Regions from separate parts of the Homo sapiens genome. Here all the other regions are linked to region 1. The links are chromatin loops, found by intact Hi-C in ENCODE. Cell type or tissue: PC-3. All regions are shown on one strand.

The links. Hi-C counts contacts between places; a loop is a spot of excess contacts. Peaks named below come from ENCODE experiments on the same cell type or tissue, not always from the same donor. Only the 100,000 strongest peaks of a DNase experiment are listed, where the experiment ranks them.
Region 2: it touches region 1 in a loop (2.8-fold over the local background); 4 of 110 quality-filtered maps call a loop at or near these places.
Region 3: a loop joins it to region 1, with 3 times the contacts of the local background. A loop is called at or near these places in 2 of 110 quality-filtered maps.

What each region holds. Positions count from the first base shown.
Region 1 is chr2:156,889,675-156,897,674 of GRCh38, forward strand. No RefSeq gene overlaps it. Among named protein-coding and RNA genes, the nearest start is that of LINC01958, 230 kb to the left of the region's middle. RefSeq lists an enhancer at 6,964-7,013. In PC-3, a CTCF peak has its summit at 3,028 (motif pointing left); DNase peaks (open chromatin) are centred at 3,017 and 6,857; H3K4me3 peaks cover 1,333 bases; H3K27ac peaks cover 445 bases.
Region 2 is chr2:157,029,102-157,037,101 of GRCh38, forward strand. The region is part of intron 1 of LOC105373710 (a long non-coding RNA gene); the gene reads right to left. It overlaps LOC105373709 (a long non-coding RNA gene), which reads left to right and starts at 4,171. Exons shown (of 4, transcript XR_001739755.2): 1 at 4,171-4,811. In PC-3, no CTCF peak of the experiment used is centred here; a DNase peak (open chromatin) is centred at 3,130; H3K27ac peaks cover 1,767 bases.
Region 3 is chr2:156,777,889-156,785,888 of GRCh38, forward strand. It overlaps the pseudogene RPLP0P7. Among named protein-coding and RNA genes, the nearest start is that of LINC01958, 120 kb to the left of the region's middle. In PC-3, no CTCF peak of the experiment used is centred here; no DNase peak of the experiment used is centred here; H3K27ac peaks cover 1,107 bases.

The sequences.
Region 1 (8,000 bases):
TAAACAAATATTTGAACAAGTACTAAAAACTCTTCTTTTGGATGGATTTTTTCATATTGTTATAATGGTAGGGTTCTTGATACAACCTTAGTTTCTGATTTTTCTAAATATGCTAGTGAGCACTATGGCTTTGCAAAACCCAGTATCCATCACATACCAAGGAGGTATAAATCCTTGGTCCCCACCTAGGATGTAGACTATCCTCAAGAACCAGAGCTATGAATCCCAGTGCATTTTTAGATGAGGTGGAGGTGGCTATGCAGCAATCCTGATGGTTTGATGCACTACTCACCTTTGATGTCAAACCCTACATATTAGCTAAGGTATTTCATCAAATGCTCCAACTTTAATGGATTTTCTCCCTTTCCAAGACAAGTTTTGAGAATAACATCTTCTGTTTTGCAAAAGCCTGGATAGGTTTAAAAAATATCCATTTGCTTATGTTAGCTTTTTGCTTTTCATAGCAAATTCTCTATGGCAAGTATATCATCTAGATGACTCTGAGTGTATGAGTGTGTGTGTGCGAGTGTGTGTGCGCATGTGTCTGTGTGAATGTGTGTATGCTCACAGACAGATATTTTAAATTACTCTTTTCCTCAAATTCTAAGAAATCAGAAGATTAAATGATTTAATTATATAGCCTCCTATTTCCCCAAATCTTATAAAATGTCAACATCTCCTATTTGGTCTTTGCAAACTTGATCTCTCTCATCCTTAACCCATTTATGAACATGTCTATTTTGCTTGGACCTTTTGGAGCTGACCATAGTCACACAAAGAACCTGTTTCTTCGGTTAGACATGCTTTTTTACATGCTGGTAATTATTAGGTGATAAGAGATTAAATTAGAGAAGTAAAAAGATGAAGTTTGGCTAGAAAGGTGTTTTGTTCTGTTTATTTATTTTAATTTTATGGAAATTAAAAGGTACCAACGACTCATTTCGTGCTCCTTAACATTGTGGACTGCCTTACTGGAGGGTTTTCCCTTGTTCTCACATTACACACATGCACATACACGCACACACACACAAACTAGATGCTCAGTTACTATTTATAGACTATCATCTGCCAGGGTCTTTGAAATTTCTGTTTTGCATTAAAGACAAAGAATTCCTCTTTCTGACTGCTCATTGAGGGTTTCCTGATACAAGAACATAATTAACTCTTTGCTGGCCTAACTAATTTCTGCATTTTAAAAAGTAGCCAGATATGACAAAAGTGGAGCACTCAATCCACAGGGTGGCCATTAACTGCACTCCGTTACTGTATGTTCTCAATTCAGACCACAATTACTGTCAGGGAATTGCACTGGAAGCTCCTTCTTGTACGCAAACAGGAATACTATTCATTAAAGAGCACTTTCAATAAAATACAATCTATATTTTTTAATGAATATTTGAGAAAGAAAATACAATCTTGGGTTCAGAAACCTGCAATATGGTTATTATTCTTTTAATAACATAGACTTTCTCATGTACATATACTGACAGATGTAGAAGAAGGAAGCAGAAATGAGATGGCGGGCTTTAACTCAGAAAAAATGAAAAAGACGAGCCACAGTAAACTAAGTCAATGTTAAATAAGGATTTCCTCAACCACCTACAGCAGACACAGCTTTCTATGGGTTTTATTGATGTCCCTGGGACAGTAGATTCCACTTAAATCTTTCAAGCCCAGTTAAATATGAGAACATGAGGCACTTCAGAGACTGAAAGAACCAAGAAGCCCATCAAAGACTATCTCCTGCTCTAAGGATTTGCCACTCCACACCAAATTCTTTTCCCTGTTAATGTATTTTTAATTTTAGTGACTGTAGTTTTCATATTTTCAGACTGTTGGTTCTGATGAAACACCTAGTTGCAGTCCCTAGGAAATGCTTAATGCCCAAAATTGCCTACAATTATTTCCTTTTAATGAACTTTAAATATGAGTCAGTACTAAAAAAAAAAACAAAGACAGAAATAGCAGTGTGTGTGTGCATACACACATTTATAGGTACACACACATATGTATATACACATATATATACACACATATATTTGTAAAAAAAAATAGGCTAGTAGGCTTTTTAAATGCAAGAGTAGTTTGCTCTGATAGCACTCCTTTGGTAGTCCAGCTACATTGCCAGTTGCTTCAGAGAGCAAAAGAAACACTCCATAGACTGAGAGTGTTTCTTCTTTGACAAAAAAAAAATGCCAAGAATTCTGCTACTCAAACAAACCTTCCATTGAAAATCTAAATTGCGCTTTCCAGAAAACAACTGGATTACAATTCTTTAAGGAATGAAAAATAGGTGGAAATAACCTATTAAAGTACAATAAGCTGCCAAGGGGGAAAATGCAACATCTTAAAGAAAAGGCAGATCACTAATTTAGAGTCTCCTAAAGAAAACTCTTACATAAAGTCCTGAATTCACATTGGGTTATATCATTTAAAATCATATCATGCAGCATTCATTCCCTGACTCTCCACAAAAGAAATTGAATGCCAGTTATCAAGATTATTATCAATATCCTGGTATTAGTTTTGAAGCATGTTTTAACTAATAAGATGATGAATAACTGTGAAGTAAATTCCCCCAAAATGAACACTGTGTTTCCTCCCTTGTGTTTTTAGTTTGGTTACCTAGGAGAACCAGAGTTCGATAATACACTGATTGAATACTTGAGAATAGGGACATAGTAAAAATATCTTTCAATATTTCCTAAAGCAGGTTGTTTCTCCTCTTGCCTATCATTGGCAAATGGAAAAGGATTTAGAATTTCAGAGACAGCACTTTGCTCATGTGTGCCAGTCATGCATGGAGTGAAATGTGTTAACCTTTAAACAATTTGGGAGTGGATGCAGTTAATAGGTAAGACAGATAGTTATAAAGTCCTGATTAACTACAGAGCGCATAGACATGTGGAAACTTGTATATGGGTGAAAGGGAAGAGACAGCAAAGATTATTTACCGTTCTAGAGAACAGGTCCTGGGGAACAGAATGAGGAAATTCTGAACAGCAACATTGCCCTCTTTTGGTAAAACAGTGTACAATGTGTTTACCTCACTTGCAGGTGAAAGCATTTCTTCAGGACACAGACATTTTCCACATCAAGAAAAATGGCACAAACTAAAACAAACCGCAGAGAGGGAAAGAGTTCACCTATATACCTGTAAGGTGGACGGAATTTGCATACAGAGTAAAGACACTTGAAGTGACAGGCTAACAAAGAAGCTTTTAGACTCAGTCTTTCTGGGGTCCAGTTTCAGTGACTGCTGGATTATTTAACCCTTGTATTTATCCTTGACTGCTTCAAGCCGTCTGCGTTGTAATCAGAATCATGTAGCACTCGGAATGTGAACAAATAAAACAGGAGCTAGTTCTTTTTGAGTCCCCAGTGCTTAAATACGCAGGCAGTCTGCAGTCTGAGCGGAAGTCACTGAATAAAGAGCCGTATCCCGCAGAAAAGACGTCCCCAGCAGTTTGTGCTTTGTGGCTCTAATGAAGCCTGCGATGATTTAGGACAGTGAAGGAAAGGGGCTTGATTGCATCAAAAAAGAAAAAGAAAACTGTCAGGACGAGACACAATGTTAAACTAATTACTTTTATTCATGCTGTAGGTGCCAACGGCACTCTTTAAATAATACTAATTTCAGGCTTGTCTCCATCTCTAATTTCCTCTCTGTTTTCCAAGTTAGAGTCCTTCTCTCGCTGGATCCGTGTTACGGGATTTTTCTACGTGATACTTCTGGAACTTAGGAGTGTCTAGTGCAAATGCAGATTCATTGAACCAGTTTAGAAGATTATTTATTATATTTTTCTCTTCCTGACTAGGAAATTAATCACCATTCCTGCTAGTCACCTTTGCTAGCTTACGGGCTAAACATATTTGAAGGAAGTTATCAGTTCCCTTTAATGATCACAGTCCTTTCAGGGACGAGGACAAAGCAAGTTCATCTTCTTTTCCTCAATAGTTTGAGAAAAATTCTACTTCATGAAAGGAAGGTAGCATTATGGTCCATTCTTTAGCATTTAATTTATTCTCCCTAAATAAAATACTAGTAAAGAGCAACGAGTTTCTGCAAGTGAAAATATAACTGTAAAATAAATAATTACAGTCCTGGAGTAGGAAAGGTAACTCAGATTTGTATTTGTAAACTGATTTTTCTTCTTCTTTTCATTCTGTGATTTGGAATACCTGGATCATTATGTATATGCTATCATTATTTTCAGAGTAGGGTTTGACAGGACTTAAGAGTTTAATGTTTAGGTCACATTTTCTTCAGAGTATTCATTTGCCAAAACAATGCTGGAATCACTTACTATACCAGGACATTGAATTACATAAAAATTCTGAAAAACTCTTTTGAGATCTTTTGCAATCAATTTAGAAAACCTTAAGTCGGTTAATGCTATCAGTGCTAAAAGTTTACAAACTGCGTTCATATAAATCATCTTATTTTATCTTTACCCAGTAAGGTACTTAAAGATCTATTATTGCCTTCACTTAGCAGATAAGGAATTTGGAGATCAGAGAGTTAACTAAGAGCACACAGAATGTTGATGGTGGGGTTGGACTCAAATCCAGAGTTCTAAATTTAATTTTTGTGCTCTTTTACTTTTCCTCATATGTGAGCTTGTATAACTTATTTCTCTACCTGCCTAAAGGCAAAGCTAATAGAAATCTAGCCCCTTAAAGCCTCCAAATAGCATGCAGAACTTGAAACTAAAATGTATAAAAACATTTTAAAAATGAAACTGAAGTTGGGCCTTCCTATTCACTCCTGTTTAGACAGATTTAGAACTCCAACATTATCTTAATGGAAGCACATTTTTATAGGAAACCACATTCCATGAGGTGAAAACAAAGTTTTTACTTTCTCAATTCCATCTACAGTATCAGTATGCTTCGAAGCAACAAATAAATCTATCCATTAACATCCTTATTCTGTCACTATCAAATGGATGTCTCTCCCACATCCAGTGGCACCTCTCTAAGTTGTAGCTATCAGCCTTTGCAGGATTTGTACCTGAAGAAAAGGAAGCTAATCTTCCAATGGCAGGATTCGAGGGGCACACAGGTGGCAAAAGCAATTCTATAGGTCTGCCACCAAACACAAACAGCACTACAGGTAAGCCTTCCTAGACCGTATTGTTCAGTTAGACCGTATTTTCACTGAATTCCCCTTTGAACCTAAGGAATTTGCTTACTATTACCTGTAGAAGAAAATGTCCTTGTGCAAATTTCTCCTGGCCAAAATATGCAAGACTTTATTATAGTAAGAAAGAGCCAGTTCCCTATAGCCATCTATGTCTTTCTGCATGAATGTGTTCATTGACCTTTGAGGCCAGCAACATAATTGGGGAGTGGGGGGAAAAGAATATTATTTCTTCTAGGATAAAATAAGAAAAAAAATCAGTAAGTTTGCTGCTTTTTACATCTGGAAAGAGAAAGAAACAAATTTTTCCTGTCTCTGTGAGTGCTGACATCCACATACACTATAGATTTAAAGTAACTTGTGGGCTGTTTCATTTTCACATAGGAAATATAATTCAAGTAAGATTCAAGTGACATTTTCCAGCGTGATGCTCAAGTTATAAATAATAATGGTTCCCAGCATTTTTTTTTCTGGATCAAAATGAATCCAAAATGATTCACATAGGTATTGCTACTGTAATTTAATCCGTTGGTCAAATAGGAGTGCTTATGCTCGTGGCAAAAATCTTGGAAAATTATTTGTTAGCATTTTTTCTTTCTTTGTACATTTGGATCCTGGATACGAGAGGTATTAGGATATCATTAAAGGTTACTGTCACAGGTTTCTTTCAAGAAATTGCACAATGTCTCATTAGTGTATTCTGTAAAAATTTTCTAGTTTCTTATGTGTGCTTTAATTTCCTGATTTTTGAAATGTCCTCAGACATTTTGTAAGTGGCCAAATGTTATATATGTGTATATTATATGTATATATATAATATATATATAGTTATTGTTTTTCTTAAGCTTGGTTGGTTTTGCATTCTCTAGGCTACTTCCCACTGTTTTTATTAGTATTAATTTTGTCTTCTGGTTTAAGTGATCAGTTTGAATAACAACTTATTCCAGGTGAGGGAAAATAAACGAACTTTCGAAAATGAGTGGTAACTCACTGCAAAATTGTTTGGGCTGGTGAATAATTTGATTTATTTACATGTGAATTTGCAGATTTTATGATGCCTAATGGTATCAAGCCTCAATGATTTTCCAACTATGTATATAGGCAGTCCCCTCATTCAGAACGTGTTATGTTCTGAAAGTTTATTTGTAAGTCACTTGCGTGGAACTCAGAATGCATTTTCTTCCAGAAACAATATTATAATGGTGATTAAGACCCCAGGCTAACCTCTCCCAATGTTTTTGCAACATTCTTTTACATTTTCAGAAAAATCCTATAAAAATTGTGGGTGTTTTCATACTAGTAATCAAACAACACAAGAAAATAATAAAATTGAAAAGGACGGTTTTTGAAATACTGGTGCTTGAGGAAAACAGGTTTAATTAGAGGAGGATGAGGATGTGGGTGGAGATTGTTGTGGAAATTCTGAAGGAGACTCCTGGGTACACTCAAGGGCTCTTGCAGTGCGCGGCACTGGCTTGTGATTGTGTCTAATTTCACTTCACAATTTGAGACTCTCCTTCACTCTATATTACAGGTGTATCATGAATGCTTATGAACCATAATTGAGGTCATTGCTTCTCTGTGTGTTCACAAATGGAAGGAATTGGTAAGGGGGAAAAAGATTATTTTGAGGTAACTGTGTGAGAGACAGAACAGGGAAACCAACATCAACGGCAATGGCCACAACAACCACAGAATGTTTCCTGAGGGGAAATTGATGAGTCATAAATGGTTTCTCAGAAGGAGAAATAAGCAGAGAATGTCTAGTCCCCTGAAAGTAACAGGTGTGCTGCAGATGCTGTTTTACCCTGGTCCATGGATCTCCTCTAGAAAAAGCTAGGGGAAGGGAAAGATAGGATGGCTCCATGTGCATAGGCCGAGTTAGGGATTCTTTCCCCCGTTGGATATTTATAAGATTGGAAATGTCTATGTTCTGTAAGTGGGAGAAATAGGGAGGCATAATACGTGGAATAAGCTATGTTTGCCATGCTATGTTTTAAATATTTGTAAGCTCACACATTATCTAAAAATGCACGAATATATATACAGAGAGGGATCAATAGATTTCAATGTATTGGGAAAAAGGAATTAAAATTGACCCTTGTATTTTCACAAAGGGCCCTAGTTACACTTTCTCTTAGAATTTACTTTTCATAAATTTTGAAAAAAATTGTAAAATATTGAAAGCCAAATTACTTGATAAGCAGAATTTGTAAGGAGAGATTTTGTGTGTGTGTGTGTGTGTGTGTGTGTGTGTGTGTGTACATGTGTATATGTGTGTGTGTGCGTAGAGATGAAATTGATCCTTGGAATGATATGTGTATTTTAAAAGAATCCTTAGCTGTAGGTTATACAGAGGGAATAATCCCATTTTATCCCATTTTATTCATGGCTACTTTTGAAACATTGAAAATAGTTTCTTATTAAAAAGATATTGAGAACCCCTGAATCTAAAATAAAGGTTAAAAAAAAAGAAAGGATGTTGAGGTATGCCATGTAACATATACTATCCATAACTACTCCCAATAACGTTGTGAAAGAGGTTCTTTATAAATCCCACGTGTCAGATGAAGAAACTGCAACTCACAGATGTTATATAATTTGTCCAGGATTACACATATGGTACCTGATGGGGGAATTTAGACGCAAATATGCTTGATTTAAAATACACTACTTCTTACAATTATGTGGATTACAAAGCAGAGAGTTGTTAGAATGTAAAAAAAGATAAATTTTCTTACTTAATCCATTTCAGGTCAATGAATTTCTGCCATTGGTTTCTGCCTAGTTCAATAGTGACCTCAGAAGGCAGTGACAACAAAGAAAACAGTTCTATCCTCCAGGGTCTGATAGATCA
Region 2 (8,000 bases), 140 kb after region 1:
GGGTAAGTCGTAAGATCTCTTTCCTCATCCGTGGGATTAAGGTCCTCAAAAGAGAGGTTTCACACAGCTTTAGGCTAGCTGACTAGCCTGCTTTTCCATTCTTCTACCATGTGAGCACAGCAGAGCAGTCCTTACCAGACCACCGAACCTGCCGGCACTTACCTAGCCTCCAGAACTGTATGAAACAAATTCCTCTTCTTTGTAAATTACCCAGTCTGTGGTATTCTGTTATAACAGCACAACTGGACTAAGATAACTAACTGCAGCTGCAACAACCCTGTTTTCAAATAAACACATTCTGAGATGTCAGAATTTCAGATTTAAACATATAATTTTGCATGGCACAATTCAATCCATAATGCCAAGTTTTGGCTTTGTTGTTTTTCTCTATTATGTCTTTGATTTCTTATTTATTTATTTTGAGATGGAGTCTCACACTGTCACCCAGGCTGGAGTGCAATGGTGCGATCTTGGCTCACTGCAACCTCCGCCTCTGGGTTCAAGCGATTCTCCTGCCTCAACCTCCCAAGTAGCTGAGATTACAGGCTCCTGCCACCATGTCCAGCTAATTTTTTGTATTTTTAATAGAGAGGGGGTTTCACTATGTTGGCCAGGCTGGTCTCAAACTCCTGACCTCGTGATCCACCCACCTTGGCCTCCAAACGTGCTGGGATTACAGGTGTGAGCCACCACGCCGCCCAGCCTGATTTCTAATTTTTTAACTTCTACACTTATCTACTTTTTAAAGGCTTTATTTGCCTCTTGTCTACTTTTACAAGGCTTTATTTGCTGATTTTTTTCTCTTCTTGAGATGCACATTTAGAGCATTGAACTTTGACTTCCTCCCCTCTTGTCTAATGTATGATTTAATGTTATTACTGTTTCTCTAAACAGTATTCCACGTTTTAATATGTCATATTTTTATCACTGAATTTAACATATATAAATTCTATTAAAATTTCTGATTTTATCCAAGCGTTATTTAAAGCTGTATTGACTTCTTATTGTGTTGAATTCAGTTTAATTTTTGCTTTCTCACAAATGCCCAAATTATCAGACTTACTCAAAACTTGCGTCTCACCCAGCACCAAGCTTTACAAGTAATTAGCAAAGAATACAAGATAGAGTCACAGCAAATGCCACATCAATAGCTAGGAGACCCCAATCCATTAAATACAGCTCCCTGAAACAACTTTTCCAAATCAGGATATTGTTTAGATTCTAAATGACAAGCACTAACTTAATGTGATCAATGAGTTAATTGGGCCTGTTTAGTTTTCGGATCACTCAGCTTTTGTATCTCACTATTCACATAGTCAGAAGGCATATATGACTAACTTACATTTTTCAGGACAACAGTGGCTCACAAACCCAAAAACGGTAAGCTCGTTTATATGCTGGGTATTTCATGTTGTAAAGAGTTCTCAGATTATTACTCACACATAGAAAATCTCTTTTACAATCTTCATTTATACTCTAGATAGTAAATTCCATCAGTGAAGAATTATATGGAATTCTGCTTTGCATAAAAATCAGCCTCTCGTTTTCTAGCAATTTATTGAAATCTTGCCTCATGTTTCAGTATATGGTCAATTGTAGTAAATATTTTCTGTGCTTTTGAAATAAACGAATATTCTGTTGGGCAGGTGCAGTGACTCACGCCTGTAATCCCAGCATTTTGGGAGGCCAAGGCGGGAGGATCATTTGAGGTCAGGAGTTCAAGACCAGCCTAGCCAGCATGGTGAAACCTCTTCTCTACTAAAAATACAAAAATCAGCCAGGCATTGTGGCAGTATTCCCAGCTACTCAGGAGGCTGAGACAGAAGAATTGCTGAACCCTGGAGGCAGAAGTTGCAGTGAGCTGAGATCACACCATTGCCCTCCAGCCTGGGCGACAGAGCGAGACTCCATCTCAAAAAGGGAAAAAAATGTATATTCTGTTATTATTGGGTGTAGAGTTATATTTATACAATTAGGTTATATGTGTTAAAGATGTTTGGATTTCCTAAATCTCTACTAAATATTTTTTCTTGTTCTGTTATTAGGAGAAATGTAAAATTTTTCTCTATGAATTTGGATTTGTCTATTTCTCCTATTAATTCGATTACTTTTCCCCTTTTTCAAGTTTATTAGGAATACAGAAATTTAAACTTGTTTGACCTTACTAGATGATTGGCCTTTTATCACTTTAAAATTTCCTATTTATTTCTAATAATGCTATCTTTAAGTCTACCGTTATTTTTAACCTCCTTGTGTCCTTATATTAAAGGTGTGTCGATTGCAAGCATATACTTACACTATATAGGAGTATATAATTATACCATATAGATTATATATAGTATATATATATATATACATACACACACAAGGAGTATATAATTATACTATATAGTCTATCTTTTTATTACTTAGCCTAGTTATGTTTAGTATAATTATTAATCTGTTGGAGTTTATGTTTACCATCTTATTGTTTTCTATTTGAACCATCTCTCAGTTTTATGGAAAGAGGCCTATGCACACATATTCACTTAGTATCTCTCACTAATACTTTAGCCACTTCCTCACAGAAGCCCACCCAACCTCAAGTCTAGATACGATTCCTTTTTGTAGTCATTTTTGTAGTATCGTCTTCTTTTTCCTAAGAGCACGTCGCTCAGTTATTTTGTGTGAATATTTAATTAATGTCTGTTTCTTCTTTTAGACTATAATTCGATGATGGTAGGACTTTTTTTATTATAAATAAATATTTGTAGCATTAAATTAATATGTAAATTCTGTAACTAATTCTACCTTTCTTTACAATCAAAGGTTAAATACAAACAACTTTCATAAATAATCTACCCATTTCCTTTATGTAGAAGCGCATCATCTCACTGAGGAACCACTATTATATTGAGTCTAAATTGTCCTACCATTGATCATGTCAAGCCCTCTCTTCAGGGACTTTGAGAGGCTTTGCAGTTTCCTGCAATAGTGGGCTCATTTCATCACATTTCCTGAGACAACCCTGTTTCTTGCACATCCACAGGGAGGGTGAATAGGACTGACCCAGTGCTCATTTATTGCAAATATTTTCCAGATTATTTGGTGCAAATTCCTCTTCTACAATATTCCATTGTCATTTTTAAGTGAACTCGTCAAAGCTAAGGGCTCTGACTCATGAATGTTCACTTTCTTCCTGGATTAAGTAGGCAGTCACAGTAAAAAATGTCTGATGACTCAAAGTTTCTATGAGTGTATTCAAGATTTTTTCTCTTTTGAAAAATCACTCTGAGTACAAGCGGAAGAAATAATGATGTGCTATGTGTCCTTCCTGACATCCCTACGTAAACGGTACACTCTTCAGGACTTTTATTCTTTCAGAAATATTCCAGCTTTTCAAGGTCCTTTGATCCATGTTTTAATTAAAGGAAAAAATTATTTCTTTTTATGCATGTACTTTAAGAAAGTTTATACCAATAATTCAAATTAAGCAGAATAAGTACCATGAAAATTAGAGAAAATCAAATCAGGCGAATAAACCTATTGCAAATTACCTGGAGGCTTGACTTGTCCTTGGGTCAAGTTGCATTGTATTAGAATAAATATAATCTGCTGAGTGTAAATGAAAACTCAGGGAATAGGGCAGCCTTATACAAATATCAACAGATATCTTACTCTGCTCACTACAGTCAACAGATTAAAAAATAGATCTTTATGGCACCAGGAGCTTAAAATTTGTGAAATAAATGTTTAGAAAATTTCATTATCTAACTCCTCGAAGAAAGCCCTTCTGCTGTATTTCAACTAGATACTGGACATCACAGCTTCTGGAGTCTATAGGATTTGTCCATGCCAAAAATATTTATGATTTACTTTTCCTCTGAAAGGCTATTGTTGCCATATTGTTGCACAATGGCTTTCTGAGACCAATCAACTTTCTCTAGGGCCCAGGAAGAGTAAAATCAATAGTACACCCCTCAATCATTATCTCAACTGATTTTTGATGGTACTTCTTCACTATACAGCAACCATTCTATTCCTGTGGTAACAAGTTTTTATATTAACACATTGAACACATTAGTTTCTTATCACAAACCCCTCCAACCCACAATAAACTAGGATTTTGATTTTCACATAACAGAACACATTTGCTCATTAAAGATGGAGCAAGGGCTCGGGGGAGAGAGAGAGAGAGAGAGTGAGAGAGAGTGAGAGATTGAGATTTTTCCCAAAGACAATTTAGTTCTTTTTCAAAAAGTAAACTACGGACTCCCACTCCTGTCCATGACAGAATGAATCTGACTAGACTTGCTCTCCCATAGTAAACAAGTAGGAAACCAAACAAAATATATAAAACAAACAATTGTTTTCAGAGACTGGACAACAGACAGTACAGGTGTGTGATTCTGAGGTAAGGGAAGCAAATGATATGATCCCTAAAATAACCTTGGCTTTCTACCTGGAGACATTTTCCAGACCACAATAAGGAAAAGAAATCCCAAGCAGAGAATGGTACTATCTCTGAATTAGGGAAATCGTTTCTGAGTTTGGAGAGGCTGAGACTACTAGAATTTGGGGGCAGAGTAAAAAAGGACAGAGCTACGCAGAGAAAAAGCTCCATAAATCTGCACCAGCGTGCCTATGAGTCTTTGTACATTTATAGGGTAAGGCTCTATAAGGAGGCTAAGCAGAAAATAATCACAATGGAAAGAATGACTAATAAGGAGATATTCATTCTAGAATTCTGAGAGCTAGAAGACATATGAGTTTTGACTAATAGGAATGGCGATACTCGAACTCCTGGGGTATTCAATGGAAGCTTCAAAAAGGTAACTTTTTTTAGTAGAGCTGGAGTGATCTAGAAAAAGGGTACTCAGGTTATATCCTAACATAACATGAAAAATGGAGGAAAAATGAGATGATTCACAAGTGACTTAATTACCAAAAACAATACTCAATACTCTTTAAAGAAAAATCATAAATCATAATATTGCAATGCCTAGGATTTCATAAAAATATTACTAGACATGTGAGAAAGCAGAAAATATGATTCAGAACAAAGAGAACAATCAACTGGTAGAAAAAAACCAGAAATGACAGAGAGAGTGGAATTGGAAGATATTAATTTTAAAATAACTAATATAAATATCTTAAAGGATTTAGAGGAAACTATTAATATAGTCAAGAGAACCTAGAAGATTAATAAAGACAGAAATGGAAAAATAGATAAACAAAACATATATTATCTGTAAAGAAAAATCCACTGAGAAATAAAGAATAGATAGATGTGGCAAAGGGAAAAAAAATCCAGAATAAAACATGAGCAGCAAAAGATTGAAACAAAAATAAACAGATCTTCAGGAACCTGTAGGAAAATGTTTGGCAATTTATTATGTATATAACTGGAGGATCAGAAGAGCAGAACAAAAAAAAGTTAAAAGAATAAATGCCACATTTTTGCAAATTTCATAAAAATTATAAACTCTCAAATCTGAGAAACCCAACACAACTCAAGCAGGATAAACATAAAGAAAACTATACTAAGGCCCATTATAATGTATTTCCATAACCAACAATAAAAAGGAAATCTTGAAGGTAGCAGAGTAGAAGCAAATACGACATACAAACAAAGATAATGACAAAGATATGACAAAGATAAAAATGACCACTGACTTCTCATTAGAAACAGTGAATTCTAGAAGACAATACAATGACATCTTTGAATTGCTGAAATAAAATTATCAACCTAGAATTCTACATCTAGTGACAATATTCTTTAAAGTGATGGTATTTGATTTTAGGTTAAGATTTCTGTGTGTGTCTGTGTGTGGGTACACACACAAATACATATATGTGTATATACACAAATGTATTTATATTTCTATAACAACATATGCATATATTTGTGCACATGCACACATACACATATACTCCATATATATGAAGAGAAGGATTGAATTGTAAAACAAATATGGTAAAGTTGTATTGTTTAGGGATTCTGAATGGTGTATAGAATTTTATTTACACTATTTTTGAAATTTTTTGTAAGTCTGAAATTATTTTAAAAATGAAAAGTTAAAAAACAGAATCAAAGACAAATTTCTGATGAACAAAAGCCTAGTGAATTTTTGGCCATGAGACATTCATTACATGAAATTACAAAAACGAACTTTTTTAGACTGAAAGAAAATGATGTCAGAGGACAACTTGGATATACACAAAACAATGACTTGGACCAGAAATAGAAATAATGGCAATGAAATAAAAAACAGGTGAACAATGTAAAAGTCAATGAAATGCCTGTAATCTCAGCACTTTGGGAGGCTGAGGCAAGTGGATCATGAGGTCAGGAGTTCAAGACCAGCCTGACCAACATAGTGAAACCCCATCTCTACTAAAAATACAAAAAAAAGCTTGGCATGGTGGTACATGCCTGTAATCCCAGCTACTCAGGAGGCCGAGGCAGGAGAATTGCTTGATCTGGGAGGCGGAGGTTGCAGTGGGCCAAGATCGCACCACTGCACTCCAGCCTGGGTGGCAGAGTGAAACTCTGTCTCAGAAAAAAGGCAAATAAAACTAAATGCTGGATTTCTGAAAAGATCAATAAAGTTGATAAAGTCTAGATAGACTGATCAAGGAAAAAACAAGAGAGAAAATACATCAATTACCAATATCAGGAATGGAAGAGGGGATACCACTACAAGTTTTACAGACAGTAAAAGCATAATAAGATAATAGTATAAACATTTAATCTCATTGGTTCTCATAATTTTTGATTTCACAGAATTTGTTCCTTTCATATAAGTTGTTGAACTTAATGGCAAAAGCTGGAAAGCCCAGGAGGCAGAGATTGGAGTGAGTGGACATTGCACCACTGCACTCCAGCCTGGGTGACAGGCAAGAGCTCATCTCAAAAATAAATAAATATTCCTTCTAATATTTATTTATATATGTTATATATATTTCTTCTAATATTTACATATATATCTAAATAAATAAATATTCCTTCTAGAAATAGAAGGAAACTTCCTCTAAATGATAAAGTGCATACATGAAACATCCATAGCTAACATAGCAGTGGAAGGTTGTTTAGGATTAAGAAAAAACAAGAATGTCAGCTTTCACTTCTTTTCAACATTTTTCTGGAGGTCCTAGCTCCAGCAGAATAAGGCAAGAAAATATAAGGTATACAGGCTGAAAGAGACAAAATAAAATTCTCCTTATTTTCAAGCAATAGAATATGTGTATAGAATATTCTAAGTAATATACATAAAGCTACTGGAATGAATAATTTATCACAATTTCAAAATGCAAAGTCAAACTACAAAATCAAATTATAATTCTATCTTTAAGCAAAAAATAATTGAAATATGAAACAACTGGATGTAAAGTTTTAAAATATTATTTAATATTTTCAATAATAATTTAACATTTAAAAAATATTCACCTCAAAACATCAAATATTTAGAAATAACTTTTAGTAATGAGATGTACAAGACCTATACACTGAAAACTACAAAACCTACCCGAGAAAATAAAAAAGAAATAAAGAGGCAATGAATTAAAAAATACATTGTTAGAATTTCAATTGTTCTCAAACTAATATGTAGATTTCAAAAAAGTCACAGTCAATATCTTTTCCTATAGTTCCTTTATAGACATTGTTATGGTGATACTTAAATTTCACACGTAAATGCAAATAACCTTAAAACTAAAGATAGGTTCTAGCAGCTTCTTAATTGCAGCTATCAAATATCAAAATTCCAATACTATCTGGATTGTGACTCAGAGCATGCTATGATGCTTATAAAGAGATAGATCAGTTATGCCATTTCCATCTATTATGGCCATAAATCTAATGCATAATTGGAATTTGAAGCTGTGGCATTTCCTCCACTGCTAATACAATTAAAATCTTGGAAGAATGTTCAAAACTTTAGTTTTTTTTTTCATAATAGAGACAGAATAGGAATGACAAGCAAATGGAAAGCATAATTTCAAGTCTGTCAGTCAGTATT
Region 3 (8,000 bases), 110 kb before region 1:
GTCTCCAGTCCTCATCAGCTGTACATCACTGAGGATTCCAATAGTGACCCTGGAGATTTTAGTGGTGATGCCTAAAGCCTGGAAGAAAAATGACTTCTTGGGACCCAGACTAGTGTTCTGGGCTGGTACAGTGACTTCAGGTGGAGCAATGGCACCTGCACAGATATCAGCTGGCACCTATTGGCCAGCAGTATGTCCCTAATCTCAGTGAAGACCTCCTTGGTGAACACAAAGCCCACATTCCCTCAGATATGAGGCAACAGTTTCTCCAGAGCTGAGTTGTTTTCTGGATGGCCTCAGATGGTCTTGTGCATTATAGTGTTCTTGTCCATCAGCTCCACAGACTTCCCTCAGAAGTATATGTGGATCTGTATCTATTTGGAACCCACAATGTCACTTCCACAATGAGGCATTTTGGTTAATCATCTAAAAGTTGGATGCTCTTAAGGAAGAGTTTGGACTTCCAGGTTGTCCTGTCTTCCTTGGATATCATGGAGGCATATCAGGGATTGCCATGCAGGGTTTAAAGACAGTACCACTTTCATTAGGACACCTGGCAAGAGTCTTGTTGGTCACATTTTAGCAAATCTAATACATAAATTTACTTCTTATTTTTTACTGTATAATAGGCACCGCTGTGAATAATCTGTGATTATTTACCTAATTACCAAGTGTTTCAGCGTCCTTGACTCCATTTCTACATTTTAGCCACACTGTATAAAATCATCCCTGAGGAGCTCTTTTATTTTTAGATATAAAGATAATATAAATATAAGATAGCAAGTTATGTTTAAGATATTTGGGGTGGAATATATAAACAAAAATATCAACGTATATATCTTCTTTATTTCTTGAAAATATGTGGTACATGTGAAGATATGGAAAGCTATGTGTGACAAGACAAACATAACAATAGGTGATCTATAGAAATGATTATCTTTACATTCTTCTGTACTTTTGTGCTTCAGTCATCCTCTAATGTCCAGAATCTCTAATGTCTTTACAAATAAATGAATACTATTTTCTCCAATTTTTCAAAGATATATAATTGAGATAACATGAAGTAGGGGAACAGGGTTGAAGCTAGACAGTAAGGCTTTGAAATAATTCAGAAGAGACCACACATACTGAACTGAATTTATTTGAGCCTGTTCTAACCTTTGGATCTTATCCCTCCCAGAGGAGATAAAGAAATCCATCCACCAGTGCGCACCGAAAACACTGAGTCTACTCTCCGATACACTGTTGTGTTAGGCATTATTTCCTGCTTGCAGTACACACAGCTAGAGCATTCAATTCATATATGGTGAGCAGTGGCCAGACATTTCATGACTCTCAAAAATTTTTTCTTGTGGAATAATTTAAATGTTAAAATAACTTTAAATATTTTGCTTTTACTTGTTATGCATTCAGTGTTTAATTCAGAACTGTTGTCTATTATCTTTCCAGGCCTTTATATCTCATATCAAATCTCACAATAAACTTCTCAGTGATTTAAAATACTATTTAAATAAAAAGCTTTTCAAAAGGCCTTATTAGAAGCTGAATTGGGTATCTGAAGGAAGGTTTCCCCTCCTGAAGCCAAAGATGTCTATTTAACTGCTGTGGTACCTAGGCCAAGCATATTGACTGATTTACTGTCACAGATAATCCAGTGTTTGCCTAGAAGCCATTTCAGTTTAAGGGCATGTGGTTTGGCAGGCAGCATTGCTTGCAATAATGTAATAAAACAGAAAAAAAATCCATACCTGGTTGTGAAAGAAGAGAGTCTATTTTGCCAGAGGCAGGTGAAATGGGTCTGCGTGATTTAGTGGTAGGTCAGAGCATAGCCGTATGAAAAAATCCACCATTACTTTTATTTCTGAAAATGACCACATTCTTTAGAGTTCCTAAATCCTGTGCACTGTTTAGTAGTAGGAAGTAGGGGGAAGGTTACTAATTTTATTTGTCTTTTGAAGCCATTAGTTTATGATGGTGCTATTACATGGTTGCTCTGGTCAAAGTTCTTTTGGTGCAACAATCAGAATGTCATGTAAGCTTGCTCAACTCTCATAAAATCAGAGACCAGGGAAAGAGATAGAGGTAGGCTTCAGATAAGGTAGAACTGGGATAGAGAGTCCACTTCCTATCTCTAGGGATGCCAGCCTTCCTCTTTGCTGCTCCTTCCAGCAAATCAACTCCATTCTTCTCTTTCAACACACTGGCTTCCTCTGCTGGCCCAGAATCTCAAATCACTGCATTTTCTACTTTGTCCTTTTCTTTATCATAGCTTTTATGTCACAAGTTTCACTGCTAAGGAACTGAGTTTCTCAAGCTTCCTTTTTCAAATTTCCCAAGAATAGAAGAATAGAATCCATTTGGATCAATTCATCTAAGTTTTTTTTTTTGCTTGTTTTTTGTTTTTTGTTTTTTTTTGAGATGGAGCCTAGCTCTGTCACCCAGGCTGGAGTGCAGTGGCATGGTCTTGGCTCACTGCAAACTCTGCCACCTGGGATCAAGCAATTCTCCTGCCTCAGCCTCCTGAGTAGCTGGGATTACAGATGCGCACCACCACGCCCGGCTAATTTTTGTATTTTTAGTAGAGATGGGGTTTTGTTATGTTGGCCAGGCTGGTCTTGAGCTCCTGACCTCAGGTGATCTGCTGGCCTCGGCCTCCCAAAGTGCTGGGATTGCAGGCATGAAACATCATACCTGACTGAATTCATCTAAGTTTTGATCAAAGTTTTTGCACAAATCAGACAAGAGAGAGAAATAAAGGGCATCCAATAGGCCAGGTGCGGTGGCTCATGCCTGTCAGAAATTTGGAAAGCCGAGGTCAGCGGATCACTTGAGGTCGGGAGTTCGAGACCAGCCTGACCAACATAGTGAAACTCCATCCCTGCTAAAAATACAAAAATTAGCTGGGCATGGTGGCGCATGCCTATAATCCCAGCTACTCAGGAGGCTAAGGCAGGAGAGTTGCTTGAATCCAGTAGGCAGAGGTTGCAGTGAGCCGAGATAGCGCCATTGCATACCAGCCTGGGTAACAAGAGCAAAACTCTGTCTTGAAAAAAAAAAAAAAAGAAAGAAAAAGAAAAAGAAATAAAGGGCATCCAAATTGGTAAAGAGGAAGTCAAGCTGTCACTGTTTGCTGATGATATGATCATTTACTCTGAAAACCCTAAAGACTCCTCCAGAAAGCTCCTAAAATTGATAAAAGAATTCAGCAAAGTTTCCAGATACAAGATTAATGTACACAAATCAGTAGCTCTTCTGTACGCCAACACCAACCAAATGGAGAATCAAATCAAGAACTCAACCCTTGTTACAATAGCTGCAAAAAAAAGTAAAATACTTAGGAATATACCTAACCTAGGAGTTGGAAGTCCTCTACAAGGAAAACTACAAAACACTGCTAAAAGAAATCATAGACGACACAAACAAATGGAAACACATCCCATGATCTTGGATGGGTAGAATCAATATTGGGAAAATAACCATACTGCCAGAAGCAATCTACAAATTCAATGCAATCTCTATCAAAATACCATCATCATTATTTACAGAATTAGATAAAGCAATTCTAAAATTCATATGGAACCACATAGCCAAAGCAAGACTAAGCAAAAAGAACAAATCTGGAGGCATCATGTTAACGGATTTCAAACTATACTATAAGGCCACAGTCACCAAAACAGCATGGTGCTGGTATAAAAATAGACACATAAACTGATGGAACAGAATAGAGAACCAGAAATAAACCCAGTAGTTACAACCAACCGATCTTGGACAAAGCAAATGAAAACATAAAGTAGGGGAATGACACCCTTTTCAACAAATGGTGCTGGGATAATTGGCTAGCCACATGTAGGAGAATGAAACTGGATCCTTATCTTTCACCTTACACAAAAATCAACTCAAGATGGATTAAGGACTTAAACCTAAGACCTGAAACTATAAAAATTCTAGAAGATAACATCAGAAAAACTCTTCTAGACGTTGGCTTAGGCAAGAATTTCATGACCAAGAACCCAAAAGCAAACACAATAAAAACAAAGATAAATACCTGGGACCTAATTAAATGAAAGAGCTTCTGCACAGCAAAAGGAACAGTCAGCCGGGTAAACAGACAACCCACAGAGTGGGAGAAAATCTTTACAATGTATACATCTGACAAAGGACTAATGTCCAGAATCTACAACAAACTCAAACAAATCAGTAAGAAAAAAATAAACAATCCCATCAAAAAGTGGGCTAAGAACATGAATAGAAAATTCTCAAAAGAAGATATATACATGTCCAACAAACATACGAAAAAACGCTTAAAATCACTAATGATTAGGGAAATGCAAAGCAAAAACCCAATGTGATACCACCTTACTCCTATAAGAATGGCCATAATCAAAAAATAAAAAAACAGATGTTGGTGTGGATGCAGTGATCAAGGAACACTTCTACACTGCTGGTGGGAATGTAAACTAGTACAGCCATTATAGAAATCAGTAAGGAGATTCCTTGAAGAACTAATAGAACTACCATTTGATCCAGCAATCCCACTACTGGGTATCTACCCAGAAGAAAAGAAGTCATTACTCAGAAAAGATACTTGCACAAGCATGTTTATAGCAGCACAATTCACAACTACAAAATCATGGAACCAACCCAAATGCACATCAATCAACAAGTGGATAAAGAAACTGTGATATCTATATATCTATATATATATATATATGATGGAATACTACTCAGCCATAAAAAGAATGAATTAACAGCATTTGCAGTGACCTGGATGAGATTAGAGACTATTATTTTAAGTGAAGTAACTCAGGAATGGAAAACCAAACATCATCTGTTCTCACTGATATGTGGAAGCTAAGCTATGAGGACACAAAGGTATAAGAATGATACAATGGACTTTGGGGACTTGGGAGGAAGAGTAGGAGGGGGGTGAGGGATAAAGGACTACAAATATGGTGCAGTGTATACTGCTTAGGTGATGGGTGCACCAGGATCTCACAAATCACCACTAAAGAACTTACTCATGTAACCAAATATCTGTACCCTAATAACTCATGGAAAAATAAAAAAATATGTTTTTGCACCAGATAATATCATAGGTCCCTTGTCAGCCTATAAATTGGTGCCTCAAATGTGATGTGTCAGGTCACTTGTCATGTGGTCTACCATGCATTCAGCATGGACTATGGACAGGAAAGGCAACAAGTAGTAGGCATGTCTAATATAATATTAGCTTCTAATTTTATTAAAGTTGGCTATGCCTTCTTTTATTAAAAAGTGTTGAGTGCCTGCTATATGCTACTATGCTGAGTTCTCCATGCCACCTTCTGGAAATACAACTGTCCACAAGATGGAAAATCTCTGTTCTTCACTGATTTGGCCTGGCCGCTTCATCCTTAGTTTCCCTCAAGCAAATTTATTCAGTGTGTACTTTATTTAGGCTGTATACTCCCACTTCTGAATCTCATAATATTCCATATCCTAAAGACCCCTGCTTATAGTAATGCATGAAGCCCTACCATTTTTATTATTCCAAAAGCTGTGTAAAGCCTATTCTTTCACAAAGTGTTTTCACTCCATCCTGTATCAAAACCACTCGCAATTTCTTACCAGCCCTTCACTTTACCTTTTGGGTATTTATCACCTTAAAATGTTCTTCCTTTAGTCTTTATCCTCTTTCCCTATCTCAGCTTACAGAATGCCCCTGGGCTGATTAGAAGACTGTGTTATTGAACAAGTTGAAGCCATAGTATTCTATATAAATGTACATTTGGCTTAAATTATTCCCTGTAAGTTAGACTTGAAGAAGGATTTAACTTTATTATACACAAATTTGCTTTTCCAGTACGAGACTGTGCAAAGGCATTTCCTGTAGTACAAGAAATTGGCTAAATAAATGTGATTCTCTGGTGATTCATTGAGCTGGTAAAAATCCAGGTACACTATTGTTTCTTTCTATAGGTACTTTAGCAAACCAAGTGAATAGCCCACTAGAGAAAAGTTGTCACTTTCACTGATTCATCAACACTTTTCCCAGCAATCACAGTACCTGCACCATCTGTGTTTAGTACTTTACAAAAAAAAAAAAGAAGAAGAAGAAAAAAAGGCTCTTTGCAACTGCCGTACAAATCAGGGGCACTAACAAGGTCACACAGACGGGAATTTCAGGACTCCAAGAAGATGTTCTACTGCATGGCAGTAAGCAATAACAGCATTATACACAAGTTCTCCAGCATCCCAGGCTGCTCTGCTCCAGCCTAGAGCTGCTTTGGGTCCACTGGGAAATGTGTATTATGCCTGGGTTAATTTGCTGATTAATCTCTAGTCAGTGGTTTGTGCTTTCCCCAGATGGCCAATTAAAATTTACAACTGGCAGAACAGTGTCCTGTTGGCAGGCTGCTGAGGGGCTAAACCTAGAGGCAGTGACAGAAGGCATGGGCCGAGTTTTGCCTTGTTTTGCCCTCCCCTTTTCTTTATTTCTCTCTCTTGCTCTTTTTTAAGCTCTGGATTTATTCAGAGGAAAGTGTAAGCTGGGCTTATGCGGTAAGTGTGAGATGTGGGGTGTAGTTTACAACTCTGCTGCTATTTACTCTTCAACACTCTCAGGGCCGCTCCAGTATTCCAGGCATCAACGGTTTTACCCACAGCAAATATAGCTGACAAAATCAGCCAGGGGGCACAACTGATTTAACAGCTTCTGAAATGTAATAGCCTTTTTTTTCCCCCTGATTTGCAGTCCCCGTGGAGTGATGGTCTAATATCATTCACTTCCTCACAAATATATAAAACATTTACAGGTGTTTGTGTAAATCAAAGGCAAAGTGCTGTGTGTGAAGCTGATAATAAGTAATGCTGTGATATATATAAAAGATAACATACTTTTACAGCAGTAGCCCCCCAAATTAACTGCTACTTTTTACTTAGCATTCTATACAAATTGCATTGTATACACATGTGAATAAAACATACAGCAAGGAATTTAATTAAAGAAATACATTTGATATTACTCTTTATTTTATAGTGAAATATTTACCATGTGCTTCAAATACATATGAGTCATCTGGATTGGAAATTTTGAAGGAAATTTAATCGACTACCATTGATCTTTACATAAGCCAAACATGGTAATGATGTATGGTATTATGATAGTTTTTTATTTCATTAACTGTTGATAATAGTTGCCAGAAAATAAAATAAATACATTTCTTGATACAGAAAAAACATTTTTAAGATGCATGTTACATTATTGATGGTAAAAATAGTTTAGGGGACTCAAGTATAAGTCTCACATTAAATAAACAGGAAGGGAGGTGGTATTGTGTTAAGTTGCCTTTATGTAAAATGTATAAAATTTTGGATATTTTGGATTCTGTTATTATGAACAGCATATGATGCATAATTTACATATTGGACATTGAGTCCCTATTAGACATTGAGCCCCTATTAGATCAAACCTCAAGTTCACACATGGCACTCTGTGAGTCATATTCACTATGCCATCTACCACAACAGATATGTAATTGTTAAATTAATTTTTATGAAATAAAATTTAAAAGTATTTAGAGACATGTTAAGTTCCTTATGGACAATGACTCTATCTTGTTAAGCTTTGGTCACAGCACCAAGAATACTACCTTGTACATCATATATATAGTGAGCTTTCAAGAAATGTTTGAATATTACATTAAGAAATAATCCTTCATCAAATAGGAAAAACTAAATTTACTCCCTGCAAGATTTTCCATGTCAACCTCCATCTAAATGATATCTCTCGGAATATTTTTCAGAAGGGAGTCTCTCATGTGTTCTGGCCTTGAATAGTACTTGTCCACATGATCATAGGATCCTTTGTGGCAAACATCATGTATCCCAACTTTTTTGATCCTCCACAGTGTTAGCACCAGTGTATCTGCACAATAAATGTATCTTGAATTGTATTCAAAGTGCTTCCTGTATTGCTGCTATACTTTACAGAAACAACTCAATTTCGTTGGTAAATCTTT